Linked DNA regions of Homo sapiens: region 1 is linked to region 2. A link is a loop called in an ENCODE intact Hi-C map of the cell type or tissue named here. Cell type or tissue: heart left ventricle. All regions are shown on one strand. Links, peaks and the distances in the headings refer to the core of each region. The heading gives the core; the rest is flanking DNA.

Evidence for each region. Peaks named below come from ENCODE experiments on the same cell type or tissue, not always from the same donor. Only the 100,000 strongest peaks of a DNase experiment are listed, where the experiment ranks them.
Region 1: it touches region 2 in a loop (2.4-fold over the local background); 21 of 110 quality-filtered maps call a loop at or near these places.

What each region holds. Positions count from the first base shown.
Region 1 is chr1:163,188,438-163,196,819 of GRCh38, forward strand. All of the region lies in intron 1 of RGS5 (regulator of G protein signaling 5), which reads right to left. All of the region lies in intron 2 of RGS5-AS1 (RGS5 antisense RNA 1), which reads left to right. Among named protein-coding and RNA genes, the nearest start is that of RGS5, 10 kb to the right of the region's middle. In heart left ventricle, for the core only: no CTCF peak of the experiment used is centred there; no DNase peak of the experiment used is centred there; H3K27ac peaks cover 527 bases.
Region 2 is chr1:163,298,361-163,306,742 of GRCh38, forward strand. LOC127814295 (a long non-coding RNA gene) reads right to left here. Exons shown (of 5, transcript NR_182654.1): 3 at 7,873-7,969. It also overlaps a transcript of RGS5 not described here. Among named protein-coding and RNA genes, the nearest start is that of NUF2, 19 kb to the right of the region's middle. In heart left ventricle, for the core only: no CTCF peak of the experiment used is centred there; no DNase peak of the experiment used is centred there.

The DNA.
Region 1 (8,382 bases), core at 2,872-5,371, 110 kb before region 2:
CAGGGAGAGGGCACAACCCAGGAACTGCTGAAACCAGGGCATATAGTGTGAAGGAGTTCCTTCATTTTATAGATTGGTATCATCAGCTTCCTGAAGAATCTTTACTAAAATGGATTTGGGGTGGATTCTGGACCCACAGCTCAAAATGAGATAATCACAGATGGTAAAACAGGATCCAGAGACACAGGAGGTTATTCCTGAGGGAAGAGGCAACCTGGCGAACTAGAAAAAAGTTACTGTGGCTGGGCGTAGTGGCTCACGCCTGTAATCCCAGCACTTTGGGAGGCCGAGCCAGGCAGATCATGAGGTCAAGAGATCAAGACCATCCTGGCCAACATGGTGAAACCCCGTCTCTACTAAAAATACAAAAATTAGCGTGGTGACACGAGCCTGTAGTCCCAGTTAGTTGGGAGGCTGTGGCAGGAGAATCGCTTAAACCTGGGAGACAGAGGTTGCAGTGAGCCAAGATCGCACCACCACATACCAGCCTGGCAACAGAGCGAGACCCCATCTCAAAAAAAAAAAAAAAAAAAAAAGCTACTGTAAGGTTGTAAGGTCTGTCATCCCAAGAAATGAACTCTTCCTTTCCCCACATAAATGCCATGTAGAACAGCCCAGATGAAGCAGCTGTTCTGCTTAGAGTGCAGGCCACGTGGGACTGTCTTGTGATAATCAGGTTATTCACTCACTGAATATGCCTGTATTCCCAGGACATGGTAAATGCTGTGGGTAAGAAAGCACCATTTGCATGGGCACTCCATATAATCTTACCGTGGCAAAATTAAATGACAATCTGGGAAGTTTTATTGAATTTGCTATCTTGGCTTCCCCTCATGGGTTGTACATATGCTAATAAAAACGATAAGAGTAGTTAACAAGAGGATGGCAAAGGGCAGAAGGAAGAGTCAAGGAACTCTTCCCAACAAGGTAAAAATGTTCAAAAAGTTATTAAGGCATTAGGTGATTCAATGGAGCAAAATAAACAGAAAAATAAAGAGACGTAAAATGGTACTCATGCAAGCACGATAAAATTTTTAGAGGGTTATTAAGAAGTGTGATGAATAAAGCAAACATTGATGGGGTTAAAACAAGGGTCTTAATACAACACTGTCAAAGTTGGTGTGGGTCAAAGTGATCTCTGGTGATTAAAGGACCTTAACTAAGTCCTTCCATCTACCCCAGTTTGGAGAAGGTTAAAAAGCCAGAAGACTAAGATTACAAGGAGAAATATGACCTGCAATTGCTTGGAGCAAAAGTTAGACCACTCAATTGAGATAAAGATTAATAAAGGGGTCAGGGTCTCTGGGCTTGACCCCCTTGTGGGAACCCAAAGCCTTTTGCTATGAGTGGGTAAATGGTCAGAGAGTAGAGAAGAAAAGTTTCCAGAGCTCCTAGAAACAGGAGTCTCATGCACCGTGGTACCAAAACCCACTGGTAAAGTCCTCACTTAAGCTACAATGAAATTGAGAGAACAGAAAAACTTGAGATTTGATAGAATTTGAAATTTGATAGTTATGAAAATATTTGAATTTGATAGAATTATGAAAGTTGGAATGTTTAAGCAGGCTCTGTGTGAAGTGGTTATATTATGGGGATCAACATTGTCTCTGACTGGGGAGTATTTCCCCTACCTAGTATTGTAACACAGAAGACATGTAAATCTGCTCTCCAAACAATGCTAATTGAACACACTAAATTAGAACCAATAAGATTGCTCAAGCCCAAGCAATATAGAGTAGAGGCTGAATGCACATATTCTTTGTTTGAAAGCCCTATACAGAGCTTAGACTGAGGCTTATAGCAAAAGCCTGTGAGTGCCTCCCCGTGACAACTATGAGGATTTTGGACTAGAGAATTTCCATTTGAGGGTCAATTATTAGCTTGCTATTGGACATTAATTTAAACTACCTTTATAACTGAAGGACATAAAATAATCTTGAAACCTGAAATACCCATGGTGTCTTGGTGATATCAGAGAAACACTCTAATGGGGATGGCAGTGCCTGGAAAAGTTCCATAGTAAAATGAACAGGATCTTACACAAGATCATACTACCTGGAGAATGCAAGGAGAAGATACCAGCAGGGAGCCCCTTTTCCCTTAGGACTGACTATGGAACTGCGTGAGGAGCTGCCAAACTCTATCATCATTTAGACAATACCCTATAAACAGTGCTCGACTGACTAACAGTTACTTGGTTTGTGGACAGTAGTTCCACGGTGTATGGACAGCATCCTGTTGGAAGGCTGTCACTCCTATCAAAGAAGATAAAAACAGGTGAGCCCAGTGGGCTGAATTGCATGTTGTTTTCCTAGCAATGACGGAAGAATTTAACAATGATGAAAGCCCCTGTGTTTCAGTTTTTACTGACTCATGGGCAGTGGCCAATTGCCTGGCTATATGGTCAGTGGAAGCCTAGCCCATTAAAGGGATACCCACATGGGGCACAGCTTTATGGAAATGACTATGGGAATTCAAGGGGTTCATTAAAGTAGGACATGCTGATGACCATCAGAAGTCCCTTTCAGGTTTGAAAGGTGATTGGATCAATACATATATATATATATCCCTGTGTGCTCTCCTGTGACGGCCACCTGGGTCCATGAAATGAGTGGACATGGGAGTACTACAGCAAGGCAGAGATGGACTAAATCTGGACATACTCTTCTTGCACACTCTGAAAAACAAAATGCCAGTAAGAACTGTCCTGTTTGTCAGCAAAAGAGACAGAGACTGCCGATGGCTATGTGGCAGATTCTTGGGTGGGAAGGGCAGGAACATAGCTGGCAAGTGAGACTGACGCCAGTAGCCTTGGAGGGCTACAAATGGGTCTTGACAGGAATAGCCACTGACCCTAGAGTGCGTTTTGCTTATGAAGTGTCAGATGCAAATGCTCAAAATGCTATAAAAAAAAAAAGATAGTGCAGCAATTTGGGTAGCCAGCCATCATTTATTCAGACCAAGGAACACACAGTATAGCCTGTAATGTCCAACAATGAGCAGATAGATATCCTCTTCAGAGTAACAGTTTAATGGAGAAGTGAAACAAGTAACTGAAACATTGGTTGTCTAAAATGGGAGCAGTGAAGGTGTGAAGGGCTGGCTTACTGCCTTCATGAGTGCGTTTCTTATTATGCCATAGTCTAACCCATGGTCTCTGGCCATAAACTCTTGGCACAAAGTTGCTAAAACTCTTCTAATTTCCTGAGTGATAATGGTGCTAGGAGCACCTTTTATTCTAATACTTGGTTTCTGACCCTGGTTCTTTACACAGAGCTCCTAAATCCCTTGGAAATTCCTGGGTAAGAGGACCACGTTTTGCTCTAATGAGGCAACTCTTGGTGGCCTCCTGGATAAGGGTTGGTCACTAGAAAAACCAAACTATGATGAGAAGCTTGGAGCTTTCAACAAAGCTTCCTCTGGGGAGAGAAGAGGGGCTGAAGCTTGAGTTAATAATCAAATATACTAAGTAATGAAGCCCCCATAAAAATCTCTAAAATGCAGGGTTCAGAGAGCTTCTGGGTTGGTGAACAAAAATGCATCAAGGGGCTAGGAGGGTGGTGTGCCTGAAGAAGTCACAGAGGCTCTGTGCCCCTTCCCATATACCTTGCTCTATGTACTTCCTCATTTGGTTGTTCAACTGTATCCTTTGCAACTGTATCTTTTGCAATAGCCTTTACGATAAATCAGTAAAAGTAAAAATGTTTTCCCGTGTCTTATGAGACATTATATAAATTATTGAAGCTAAAGAAGGGATTACAGGAAACCCCAATTTATAGCTGAACTTACAACTGGCATCTGAAGTGGGGGGCAGTCTTGTGGGGCTGAGCCCTTAACCTATGGGATATGACGTTAACTCCAAGTAGATAGTGTCAGAGTTGAATTGAATTGTAGAACACACCCTTGGTGCCTACAAAATGTTGGAGAATTTCTTGGTGGGGAAATCCCACACATTGGGTGTCAGAAGTGAAGTGTTGTGTGAGGAGAGAGAAAAAGTTTGTTTTTCCCACTTAGTATAAAATCCAAACTATGGAGATAGAAAAGACCTATTCGCCTTAAAGTGGAAAAAATTCCCATCAATCTACGTTCATCTTTGTGAAAGAAAAATGTTTCTTCCTACCAGGCCCAGGTACACTTTCAGTTTGTGTGCACAAATCTCTGATTTCAACAAACAATCCATCTTTTATCCAAGTCATAAACAATATTGAGGGTATATGTGTGTAAGTGTGTATGCCTGCACATGCATGTGTGTGTTCAAATGACATCTTGTTTTGCACTTCGGTGATTCAGAAGCAAGATTTAAGACTCTGAAAGTCTGTCATCCAGCAAGCATCAGACCACCAGATCCTCTGGGAAAGTCTTCAGTGTGACCTGCACTGTTGACCTTGTCCCAAGTACACAGGTTATGTGGTCTCACACTCCCATTCACTGGATATCTCTCATAAACTATCACTTAAAATAACTTGCCAAAATACAGGAAGCTATTTTTTAATGGAACATCTTGATTCTTTCTAAACTTCCTGAATCCCATAGACAAGTGCCTCATCAAGAAACAGATGTTCGGCACAAGAAAATATCAAAAAGTGGAAGCTTGACCAAAACAGCTCCACATACTTCGCTAATAATAACAAACACTTGCAAAGGAGAGCACTTCACATTTTTACAAGTACTTTATTTCGTGTTGCTTTTCTTCTTCTGACTCTAATATGATAGTTCCAATGTCTTTCTAGAATGTAGAGTTTTAAGTCTCTAAATGATCTGTCCAGATGGGCTAGGTGCTGTTTTGAGCAGCGCCTGGGGAAACAGTTAGGAAGGAAAACATGGAGAATATAGAATAAAGGTCTTAGCCTCATTTACTATTCATGAAACCAACATGGTCATCAAGTATCTACTGTCCAAAGTATTCAAAAGCTGCTTGGCCAATTCCTTTAAACACTGAAATATTTTCTTTTTGAAGGAGAACAAAAATTCAGGTTAAGTTATTCTACCTAGGCATGGCAACTGAATGGAATGCCTTGCAAATAAATACTCTGTTTGGACTTTTCAGGAGCTCTATGGTCAGGGTAAATAAGCCTAAAAACGCACATGGATTAGCTGTGTTGATAATGCATGCATCCTATAATTAGGTTGATCACACCTACAGATTTTCCAGGAAAGACCCAATTTCTAATGCCTAGTCTGGAGGCAAACTATATGTTCCTAATCTGGTTGGAATTTGCAGTTGCTGAGCATATACACGCCTGACATGGATTTATGCAGTCAGCAGTCTTCATAGCACTTCCAAGAATTGTCAGTACTCCATGATCTACCCAGATGGCAGATGAAAATTGGTTAATTATGTAAAGACCTGGAAACCCTGACATACCCTTCTCATCCCATCCTCAAGGATGAAAACTTTTCCACTGTTAAGGCAAATGACAAGTTTACCTCTAAGCAACATTCAGAAGGGCAGGAGTGGGCCACCCTTTCCCACTGGAGAAAATGTAGTGTAGTATAAATGTAGTCAGTGGTGCCACACCCCCAAAGTCACATGCGTCTGTGTTTACTTTTTTATCTTGCCCTCAGTGACATTATACACTTGAAGAGGAAAAAATGAAGTTAACTGTAAATAAAGTGCAAGCATCATACACTGTTAGATTCAGATTCTAATTCATCCTCAAATTGTACAAGAAACCGAGACCACCCTTTTTCTTCATAGAATTCACCAAAATAAAACAGAATCACTTTCCACTGCATATTAATATATACTTTTCACAAACTGGGAGTATATTCTGAACTTATCACAAGTCTTTTAAAGAAATATGGGGTTCTTAATTGAGTCCACTGAGATTTTTAAACATTATGGGAAGAAAATTGCACATATGTAATTGATTGCATCTTTTAAGCTACATTCAGGAGTTTGTTTCCCAGGCCTTCCTATATGACTTAGATGAGATAAGAAATTATAATAAAAATGGAATATTTTCTCAAAATACATGGTGTCCCAATTCAGAATAAGAAAGTGTTGGAGCTGGAAGGAGTATAACAGACCATATAATTGATCACGTCCTATTACAAATGTAATAGTGATACTTGGAGAGGGGAACTGGCACATGACTTATCCTCCACTAGGTAGTAGAAGCCAGTGTTACAGCTCAGGTGCCTGTATTCCCTATCTAGTACCTTTCCCACATGTTATATAGCCTCTTATACTTGTGTCTAAAAAGACTGTGTTTTTCAAATAAATTGCAAAGAAAGAATAAACAGGAAGCCTATTGACTGAGAGAGATATAAGATTAAGAAATCTCAATGTGTGAACATTTTTGGATCCTAATACAAACAATCCAATTGAGAAAAGAGCATTGAAAATATTTCGATTCTTACCGGATATTCAATGAATTATAGAATTATTGTTAACTTTTAAGTATGATCATGGTTTTTAATGAGCTTTATCATTTTGTAAAGACTTGATATGTTTTGTAAGAAGAAATATACGTTGATAATTAAAAAGTCAAAAAACAATAGATGTTGGCATGGATGTGGTAAAAAGGGAACACTTTTATACTGCTGGTGGGAATATAAATTAGTACAACCTCTATGGAAAACAGTATAGGGATTCCTTAAAGAACTAAAAGTAGAACTACCATTTGATCCAGCAATCCCAATCCAGTGTCTGCCCAAAGGAAAAGAAGTCATTATATGAAGACATATGCACACTTATGTTTATAGCAGCACCATTTGCAGTTGCAAAGATATAGAACTAACCTACGTGCCCATCGACCAGTGAGTGAGTGGATAAAGACAATGTGGTATACATATACCATGTTGTATATAAGAATGGAATAATGTCGTTTGCAGCAACTTGGATGGAGCTGGAGGCTATCATTCTAAGTGAAGTAACTCAGGAATGGAAAACCACATATTGCATGTTCTCACTTATAAGTGGGAGCTAAGCTATGAGGATGCAAAGGAATAAGAGTGATATAATGGACTGTGGGGAATCAGGGGGCAAGGGTGAAAGGGGGATGAGGGATAAAAGACTGCCTATAGGCTACAGGGTGCAGTGCTTGGGTGAAGGGTGCCCTGAAATTTCAGAAATCACCACTAAAGAACTTATTCATGTAACCAAACATCAACTGTACCCCAAAAACTACTGAAACAAAAGTAACAATAATAATTTAAAATATATATATATTGAAAAAATTATGGATAAAGTATTTTTTAAATACTGTACCATTTTTAAAATTTATCTTTATTTTTTTTTAAAAGATGAGGTTATGATGAGGAAGGATAAAAAGGAGTAAGTTTTATCAAAGGCCTTAGCACATAATTGACTGACTTAAATTATGTTTCCTTCACTGCCTACAAAGGGGAAAAGAGAGATAAAAGGAAAATAATTGTTTAATAGGGGTCCTTCTACTAAAAACTAGTCACCTTAAATATAATATTTCATTTATTTCTTTTAGCACTTCTGAGAAAATGAAGTTCAGAGAGGTTTGGTGACTTCCCAAAGTTCACACAGTAAGGAAGAAATAGAGGAAGTTATGAGCACTGTTCTTTCTACCCCGCCACACTGCAATTCAAGCGCTGGTCTTGAGGCAGGGGAGAGACTGTGAGCTCACATCCTTCCTTACTGTGAACATTTTCTTTCCTATTCCTGAATCCTGTAATCTTAAGAGTAACTTCCTCGATCGTTAGAAACAATCAGGCTTTCACTGTCTTTATCCTCTGGGTGACTCAGCCTTCAAAGTAGTGCAGATGCAATGTTATCTGAGAACTGATTAGAACTTTAAGGGAGGAAAGAGATAGGAAACTGTTATCTTCTGGCCTCCAGCCATATTCTGGTTCCTGTTACTAATGACTGATCCTGACTGAATTAATTAAAATTTAGCCCCTTTTCTCTCTGGCCAGCAGTACAGACAAAAACCATTAACAATGGCTCCAGAGACATAAATAAACTCTCTCCCTAGATATCATCTATCCCGTAATATTGTGTAGTCCTTGCTAGAGAAGGAGAAACAAATTAGATAACCTTTCTGGGATGTTTCAAAATGTAAGATTCTGGGATCTAAAAGTGTTATGAATTGATATCTGGTGATTCAGCATAACCCAGACTAAATGAAAGAAAGAATAGAAAGGGGCAACTAGCTGGAATACAGAATGCAATTCACTAAAGAAGCTTCAACAGTAACTGCATGAGGAACAGCCCAGGCAGTACAACTTCCTAGAGCTCACCTAAGGGATACCATCATTGCAGCCAAAAGAAGACTCACCTCTTTAACAAGGCTTTCCTCATTATAGAAATGCAGACAGTCTCCTTCACTTTTCTTTTTCTCCTAATCCCCACTCCCCTTCTCCCATAGCAGGCACCTCTCTTTATTTAGCAACACACACTCTTTTTCC
Region 2 (8,382 bases), core at 2,841-5,340:
AGTAGACAGTTTAGTAGGAGAAAAGCTATTTTAATTACACACAGGAGTCCCACAAAGTAGAGGACTTGAAGAGGGGCCAGATGATAGAAGTTTTTATAGCATCCTGAGCTAAAGAAAGGAGTAGGGGTTGGTGGTTTATCGGGGGTGGTGTCTATACAAGTTGCAGGGGAGTAAGAGGAGGGAATGCATGGAGAACAAAGGTTGTCTTGTTATACAGATAACATCTCTCAGGTAATAAAAGTTGTCTCCAAGGATCTCATCAGAAGAAGAGGTAATGGATAGTTTGTGACAAAGTCTTTCTGGAGTGTGGTGTCTCCTGTGAGTTAATCTTCCTTCACTGATGAGATTCCCAGGGAGGATACCTATGACAATTGTGTTTCTTTTTGGAGGCTCTATCTTCAGCCACTTAAGGGAGTTCAGAGAGAGCCCTTTCTTGTATTTGCTGTTTCCCAAGTGCCCTCAGTTTGAAATAATTAGCATACCAAAATGCTACATTTTGAGGTTTACTGAGTCTCAACAACTGCTACTATGCAGGTTAAGTAGATAATTACCTTGAAGATGCTGGAAATAAAATAAAATCCATGCTTGCCTTTAGAGAACAATCAAATTTCTGTGATAGAAGCACATACATGAGAGGATGGCCATTTGTGTTTCTCACAGCCCTGCCTCTTAAATTCAAACACTGTTTCATGGGAATTGTTAAGCCAGTAGTATGTTGGGGGTAGGCACTGCAGAGATGAGAAAAGGAGCTGAATAGTATAGACATGTGAAACATGCAATTTAAGTATGCAGTGCAGTTTTACAACCTTATAAGAACAAATTATACTATTATACAGGAGGAGTAAATTTGAGCAACAGTTCAGTGTTTAAAATGTTAGTCTTCTGTTCTTTATTGCTGTATTTTATATATTGGGAGGAAAAGGCTGTAGAGAAGCCAGTTGAGGAATGACAATCTAAGTGCCTATCTTGTACTTGCTTGTCTTTTCCAAATTTTGAGGGCTTCAGCCATACCACAAAAGAGCAACAATGAAAAACTCAGGGAGTCCATTGAAGACAAATGGAGGTAGTCTTTGGCAAGGACTTTTGGTTTTGCCTTCGTTCTGCCACCGTAAGCTAAATATATTGTGAAGGTCCCTTAATGTCTGAATCTGAGCTGCCTCATTTGTGAAATGAAGATAATAATGTCAACACAGGGTTATTATTGTAATAAACAATTGAGAAACAAGTGAAAATGCTTTGAAAAGCTGGAAACACATTATATGTGAACGTGCTGCTGCTTTGTGTTGATGACAACTCGAAAACAAACACTGGGATATTTTCTCATGGAGGGAAACCATCTTTGGGTCATGGAGATAAAACATTCTGAGAAATAATAGTTTAAATTCTCTGTTTTCTAGTAGCCAGTACCACAGTTTCTGAGGAAAAAAATCATTTCGATCAAGTAGATATTATTCTTTCCTGACTGAAAGACAAGAATATACAGTTTTCTTTCACCAATGGTGCCCCCAGTGTTTTGTCACAATTTTTCTCTCCAATTATTCTGAGAATATTTTGGAAAGGTAGCAGAAATTAACCTTTCTTAAATGACTTGTGTGTTTTCTTTTAAAAAGGAGTACACATTACTACAGGGTATTAGGTCCTACTTTCAACTTTATAGCTTTCAATGCTTGCCTCATCTATCATTTACATTTATCATTAACTTTCATGTTTCCCGAGGTAAACAGTGAAATTATCTCTTTTCTAGAGAGGCAGAAAGATGAGCAGAAAAGAGGGGCTCACTCTGATATATCACTCCTGAAGTGTGAATGATGTTAGTGAATCCCATGATGGTCTAAGGCTTGGAGAAAAGATGAGATAGAGGGCAGTGGTCTTGTGATTCTCACCTCAGTCTCACTGGGACGGAAGAGTGTCCTCTTGCAGGTGGAGGTTACCAAAACAAATGAGAGCTAAGTTCTAAAGCAGCCTAATCTTCTCATTGTTCCCAGACATTGAGCCCAAGATGTTTCTGTTCTGAATACGATTGATCGTATTTCTATCCTCTGTGATTTAGCTTCCATCACTTTCTCCATCTTACTTTAAATTCAAAATATCTTTCAGTGCTCAAGTACTAACCAGGTTATCAAGTCCTAAACCAAATCATTTGATAAAAACGTGTGATATGCCTGACCATTTTGTTCTTCTTTCATGTTGCAGCCTTAATTTTCTAGCAGCTCTTTTAAGACTGAAAGTACTCCAACAGTTAACAAGTGATAGCTGTAATTGGCCTCAAGAGGATTCATGAGTCTCATGGGAGATTCTGCTTGGCGAAGGGGAAGGTCACCTTCATCTAATCTGAAATAAATTTGAGAGTCTCACAAACATGAATCCAGAACATTAATAAAAACAAAGAAAGAAGCACTGCCAAAAATGTTACCCAAGCAAATCTCTCAAGGGCTAGTCTTCTGGGACTGATAAAATCACGTACATTTGCGTAAAGCCTGTAGGAATCCTAGTGTGTCACAGCTGTGCACTTACCAAGTGTATTGACTCTGAATACAAAGTGAGAATAAATCTAAGATACAGCTCACGTTGTGTTGTGCATAGGAATAAGTTTGAAAGCAGGCTACAGGCCTGGTATGGGAAGACAAGGGAATGAGTAGTTCTTCAGCTGCAAATCTATTTTAGATACTCAGCAATGAGGTTGAGGAGAAAATATATGAATAAAGGCGGGTACTGGTGATAATTCATTTTTGAAAGAAAAATGCCAAAATAGGGAGGCATTATCTATAAACACATAATTTCAGCAATGGTGGTTATTTCAGCCTTTGACAGGGCACAGGACACTTTGGATAACTGTTCCTCTAGGTGCTATCTCAGAGAACAAATTTATCATCAATCATTGTGGCCTATTTTAATGGACAAAGACACAAACTGAGATAGAGGAAAAAATCAGAATTCTAGAGGAAAAAAATCAGAAACGGGCAATTATCCAGAATGAGTCTTTTTTTTTTGAGACAGGGTCTCACTCAGTCACTGAGGCTGGAGTGCAGTGGCACCATCTTAGCTCACTGCAGCCCAGGCCTCTTGGGTTCAAGTGGTCATCCCACTTCAGCTTCCTGAGTATCTGGAACTACGGGTGTGTGCCACCACACCCAGTTAAGTTTTGTATTTTTTGCAGTGATAGGGTTTTACCATGTTGTCCAGGCTGGTCTCAAATTCCTGAGCTCAACCGATCCTCCCGCCTTGGCCTCCAAAAGTGCTGGTATTAAAGGCGTGAGACACCACGCCAGGCCCAGAATGAGTCTTTATAAAGAAAAAAAATGAGCCTATTACTGCTCAATTCTCCCCTTCACTCTGGCTTTCACAGGCCATAAGCCCCCGTGCTTTGTTATTCCTTTAAGTACACAGGATCCGTGAGACTCCCTGGTTCACCTGCTGAGCTAAATTCTATACTATTTGGTCAGGGTGTAAATAATTAAATAGAAATTCTTGCTTTCACTTCATAATTATCAAAAGATACCCCAGCTTTTCCCAGGGTTCCTGGTTTAACCATGTGATATTTCAATTAGGAAGAAAATCTAACTTTCTCTAGTATTGAAGAAATCAATTTAAAGTGAGTATTTGGACCAAATTTTCCAAATATTGGCTTCTTAATTTTTCCTGTTTTTTTTTTTTTAGTTCAGATAGATATGCTGTTTTTTATTTTAAGAAAAAGTTTTTTTCATATAAAGAAAAATATTTTGAAAAACATTTTTTTAAATCTCTTGGGAGCATCTTCACCTGCTACAATAAAATAAGATACTCTGAAGACTAGAGAAGAATAAGTAGTAAGTAAACAATAACTCATGTGGCAATTAGTCTTTAGTGAGCTCCCAAAATGTGCCAGGTATACAGTGGTACTTATAACTTCCAAGCATAATGAGAGCATTTGTAGTCTTTTGTATATGCAAGGAAACTGAGTTTCAGATAGGAAATAACTTAAGATCATACAGAAGGAGAATGTGGATTTGAACCCAGAATCTTTTCATACCTAAGCTTGTGATTTTCCCACTTACCTATATTTCCTTTTCACCTAATATGTTTCTTAAGCTATGTGTTAAAAACAACACTAATAGCCCAAGTTTTTCTTGGAAGTGATTTGTTTGGGATGATTCTTTACACTCTCCCTTGTCGCTACTGGTATGCATTGTCACCCTGGATCAGAAACCTTCAAGCATCAAATCAAATTCTTTTGCTTATTCAGATTTCTAGCCTTCTTCCCTCCTACCTCTGGCTCCCTTGGTATGGTCCTGCCTTCCCTTTCTAATATTTTCTGCTTTAATTTCCCTTTACCCAATCAAACCACAGTCAAACCAAATGACTAGCTGTCCTCTCTTCCTCTGTGCTTTCCCATCTCCATGCTTTTACTCAAGCCATTCACTCTACCGGAAATGACCTTACCCCTTCCTCACACCAAATTCAGAAGCCTTGATCCTGCCATCTTTCTCAGGCCAGCTCAAGTTCTTCTCTTGCTTTTGTGGCTGGAAGTAATTTCTCCCTCCTGCAAACCTTTATAGCACTCTCTTAGTATATTTCTCATGAACTCATCACTTTTTACTTTGTAATATCATTATTAATATTTGACTCTCATTTGCTCCTCTAGACTGAGTGAAGGATCTATGACTGATTCACCATTTTGTCTTCCACAGAGCCTAGCTTCTAACTGAAGCTAACATAGATGTAAGAATGCTAGATTTTGAAAGAACACATAGTTAAATTTTAATTTCAAATGGAGAAAAAATAATTTTTAAGTATATTTGGATACTTTTACATATTCAAATATTATATGAAACATACTTACATTAAAAAATCTTCATTCTTTATGTAAAATTCAAATTTAACTAAGTGTCCCATATTTTATCTAGCAATCCTCCCAACAAACTCTTATCAAGTAGTTTTTAAATAAGTGAATTGCATCTCAGTGGTTCAAATCTGCAACTACGGTATCATTAGCACTGGCTGAAGTAACTTCAAATAGTAGTAAATTAAGATAGCTTTGAAAAGAATCATAGTGGTAATTTAGTCCAATCTTCTAGCTTGTGGATTATTTTTTTAAAAAGAGATCTCTCAGAGACTTGCTCCAAATCACACAACTAACACTCAATTACACACCTCTTTAAAATTGGAACTTAAAAATACAAAGTAGAATCATCAAAACGTCAGAGAGCTATAAGGATGAAGAGAGCTTCTGTATACTTAAACTGTACTTCTGTATTTGCTCATTCACTCATTTGAGACTGGCATTAGCAGCTCTATCAGTCCTTGTTTTTCTGGTATACAATCAGGGGTTCCCAAACCCCCAGCTGCAGACAGGTACCGGTCTGTGGCCTGTTAGGAACCAGGCCACACAGCACGAAGTGAGTGGCGGTGAGTGAGCATTACCACCTGCCTGAGCTCCATCTCCCATGAGATCAGCTGCACATTTGATTCTCAAAGGAGTGTGAACCCTATTGCAAACTGCTCATGCGAGGGATCTAGGTTGCACACTACTTATGAGAATCTAATTAATGCCTGATGATCTGAGGTGGAACAGTTTCATCCCAAAACCAATCCCCCCACATATCCAACGCCCTTGACATCCAACTCCTGCTCCCCCAACCCATCCCATGGAAAAACTGTCTTCCAAAAATGAGTCCCTGGTGCCAGAAAGGTTGGAAACCCGCTGGTCTACATGTCTCTCTATACATTTGTACACACTGTTTCAAATTGTAAAGTCTTAAGAGTCAGTGACTGTCCTATCTGGTCACTGATTAATCTTGCCTGGTTAATGAAATGTGATTATAAAAGGACCCCCAAGATATATTCATAGAACCAGGGAAGACATAAGTAAAATGATCTAGGTCAGAATTTTTATTTCCTGCACTTCTGGCAGCAATTTTCTTCCCTAAATCGCTGGTACTTCTCCTTAGGATACTCAGGGGCTCCTGCCTGTCAGGCTTCTTTGCTTGCAAGGCCTTCTCTCTCTGGCACTTCTTCCTTTCATCAGAACTTTCCTGTCCTGCTCTTATCTGCTCACCAGGTGGGAAAACAGCTCGAGAAACTAATCTGAGCAAAGGTGTTAAAGGCTGACATGGATTTAATAGGTTTAATATGCATCTTCTCCAAGAAGCAGGTCAAATGTCATACTTTCTGTGAAGATTACTCATTTCCAAGGAGGCTAACTGCTTCCTCCTGCAAGCTACCACCACACTTCTATCAACCTTCTAGTAAAGTACTTCTCTGGCTGAAGTTTAATTTGCTGTATATTAATATGCACACACAATGTCTCTTTTCATGTTTATACTGCCAGCACCTACTATAGCATCTACTTCATAATAGGCAATCAATATATATTTGTTAAGTAAGTGTTTTGTTAACTTGATTTAAACAGGTGATCCCTAGATGTTTAATAGTCAATACAATGATTCTTCAATGATTACCAGGGCCACACATTGGGAATAATCAGTAAAGAAGTTTTTAAGGTCTTGGTCTAACAAGTAGTCTTCAATTGTGTGTAGCATTTCAGTAATAGCATTATTATTGGTTCAAGAGTGTTTATAAGATAGAGCGTTATAAAACTTGAACTACTTGGTTTCTTCTACTTATTGTCTCCAACCATGCTATCTTAAACTTTTCTCTCTCATTTTCTTTAATGCCATCCTGGCCAGACCATATAACTTTCTGGTTACTTATAATAATTAAAATATAGATTTGTCTAGTTTAAAACAGAAGGGGAGAAGATAAAGTATGGCACGCTTTTTCACTCCTTCCTTCCCTCTTTCTAGGTCTGTTTCTCTGAAGTTAGGGGCAGGAAGGAGGAACAGAAAAATCATAGGTCATCTTACAAAACCATCCATATACTGGACTGAGATGTAAGGCTTTTCTGGAATGATCCTGGTCTGGAATTTTGGAATGGCTGTGTGCTGTCCTGGTGGCTTCTGTTGGTTTGGTGGTCTCTGTAAGGACAGAGTGCTCACTTTCAGAAGTGTCTAGTCATCCTAAAGCTACTAGCTCTCCATCCCTGCTGCAATCTTTTTTTCCGTGTGGGGGTTCCCTCTCTTTGCCCTGTGGCTGTATGAGCTGCTCTAGAGATTCCGCACCCCACCCCAACCACTGTATCTTTTCACACAGAGCTTCAGAAACTATTGGTCCTCTTTCAAGTAGTCATTACTTTGGTGGCTTGCAGCCCTACACACTACACTAGTAAGCTTTCTGCCTGCAGAACATCTAAATGATTAATAAGTACTTTCCCCCATGTTTGCAAACACACTCCTCCCCCAAATTCCTTGACAAGCTCTCCTAAGGATTCTCTCTTCATGCTCCACTGTACTCCAATGGGAGCTCTACAGTGGGCCTGCAGGTTCTACAGATCAGAAAGGAACAAGAAGAAAGACTCTCCCTTTTGTTTGCATCTCTATCTACTATGATTCTCTTGTAGCACATTCCCCTCACTTGACTATCCTCTTAGCCAACTGTTCTTAAGTAGGGTCACTAGTCCTCAGCTGGTCAGCTTGGAGAACTGCTACAAAACTGTGCTCCAGGGTGCACCTTCTGCTGCTGGCATATAGCTACCTTCAGATCTGCTATGGAGTCTATAACACAGATTATTAAAAGTTGGCTATACAACTGTTTCTTATTTTTTTTAATCTTTTTTATGACTATACATCTTAAACAGTTTCACCATTAGAAAACTATCATGTTATCTGAAAACTTGGGGCTTGGGTACATTTTAATCATTTCTACAATGCTATTCCGTTATTCTCATTTCAATTTTATCTTGTATATTCACTACATGCACAGCTTTAGAATTCACAAACACTGTCAGTCCTGGGTAAATGAGGATAATCCTCTATGTGCTGTTGACTGAAACCTTACCTTCCTCTGTGAGAGACCCGAAGTGTCACCAATTCAGTTAACTTTCTCCTTTTTCCCTCTGAAGATATCCAGACAGTGCTTTTTAAGCGCTCTGTTTCTAAGAAAAATAAAATGAATCGCATGTACTCAGCATGTTGCACTCAAAGAGCATTGGTAATATAAAAATAAGTAATTAGTACTCAGTTTTCAAAGGAGGTAAAAATCCAGGAATTGCATTTTGTTCTGAGGCAAGCTGGTATATTTGCCCTGGTTTGAGCCATCAGGCTATTTATATAGATCCTGCCCAGGAAGGCCTCTGGCTCATGATGCTGTGAGCCATGTTTTATGGGTTGAATTGTGTCCTCTAAAAGAGATATGTTGAAATCCCAATCCCAAATACTTCAGAATGTGACCTTATTTGTAAATAGGGTCTTTGTAAAGGAAATCAAGTTAAACTGAGGTCATTAGGTTGGGTCTTACTCTAATATAATATGACCAATGTCCTTATTAAAAAAAGGAAATTTGGACACA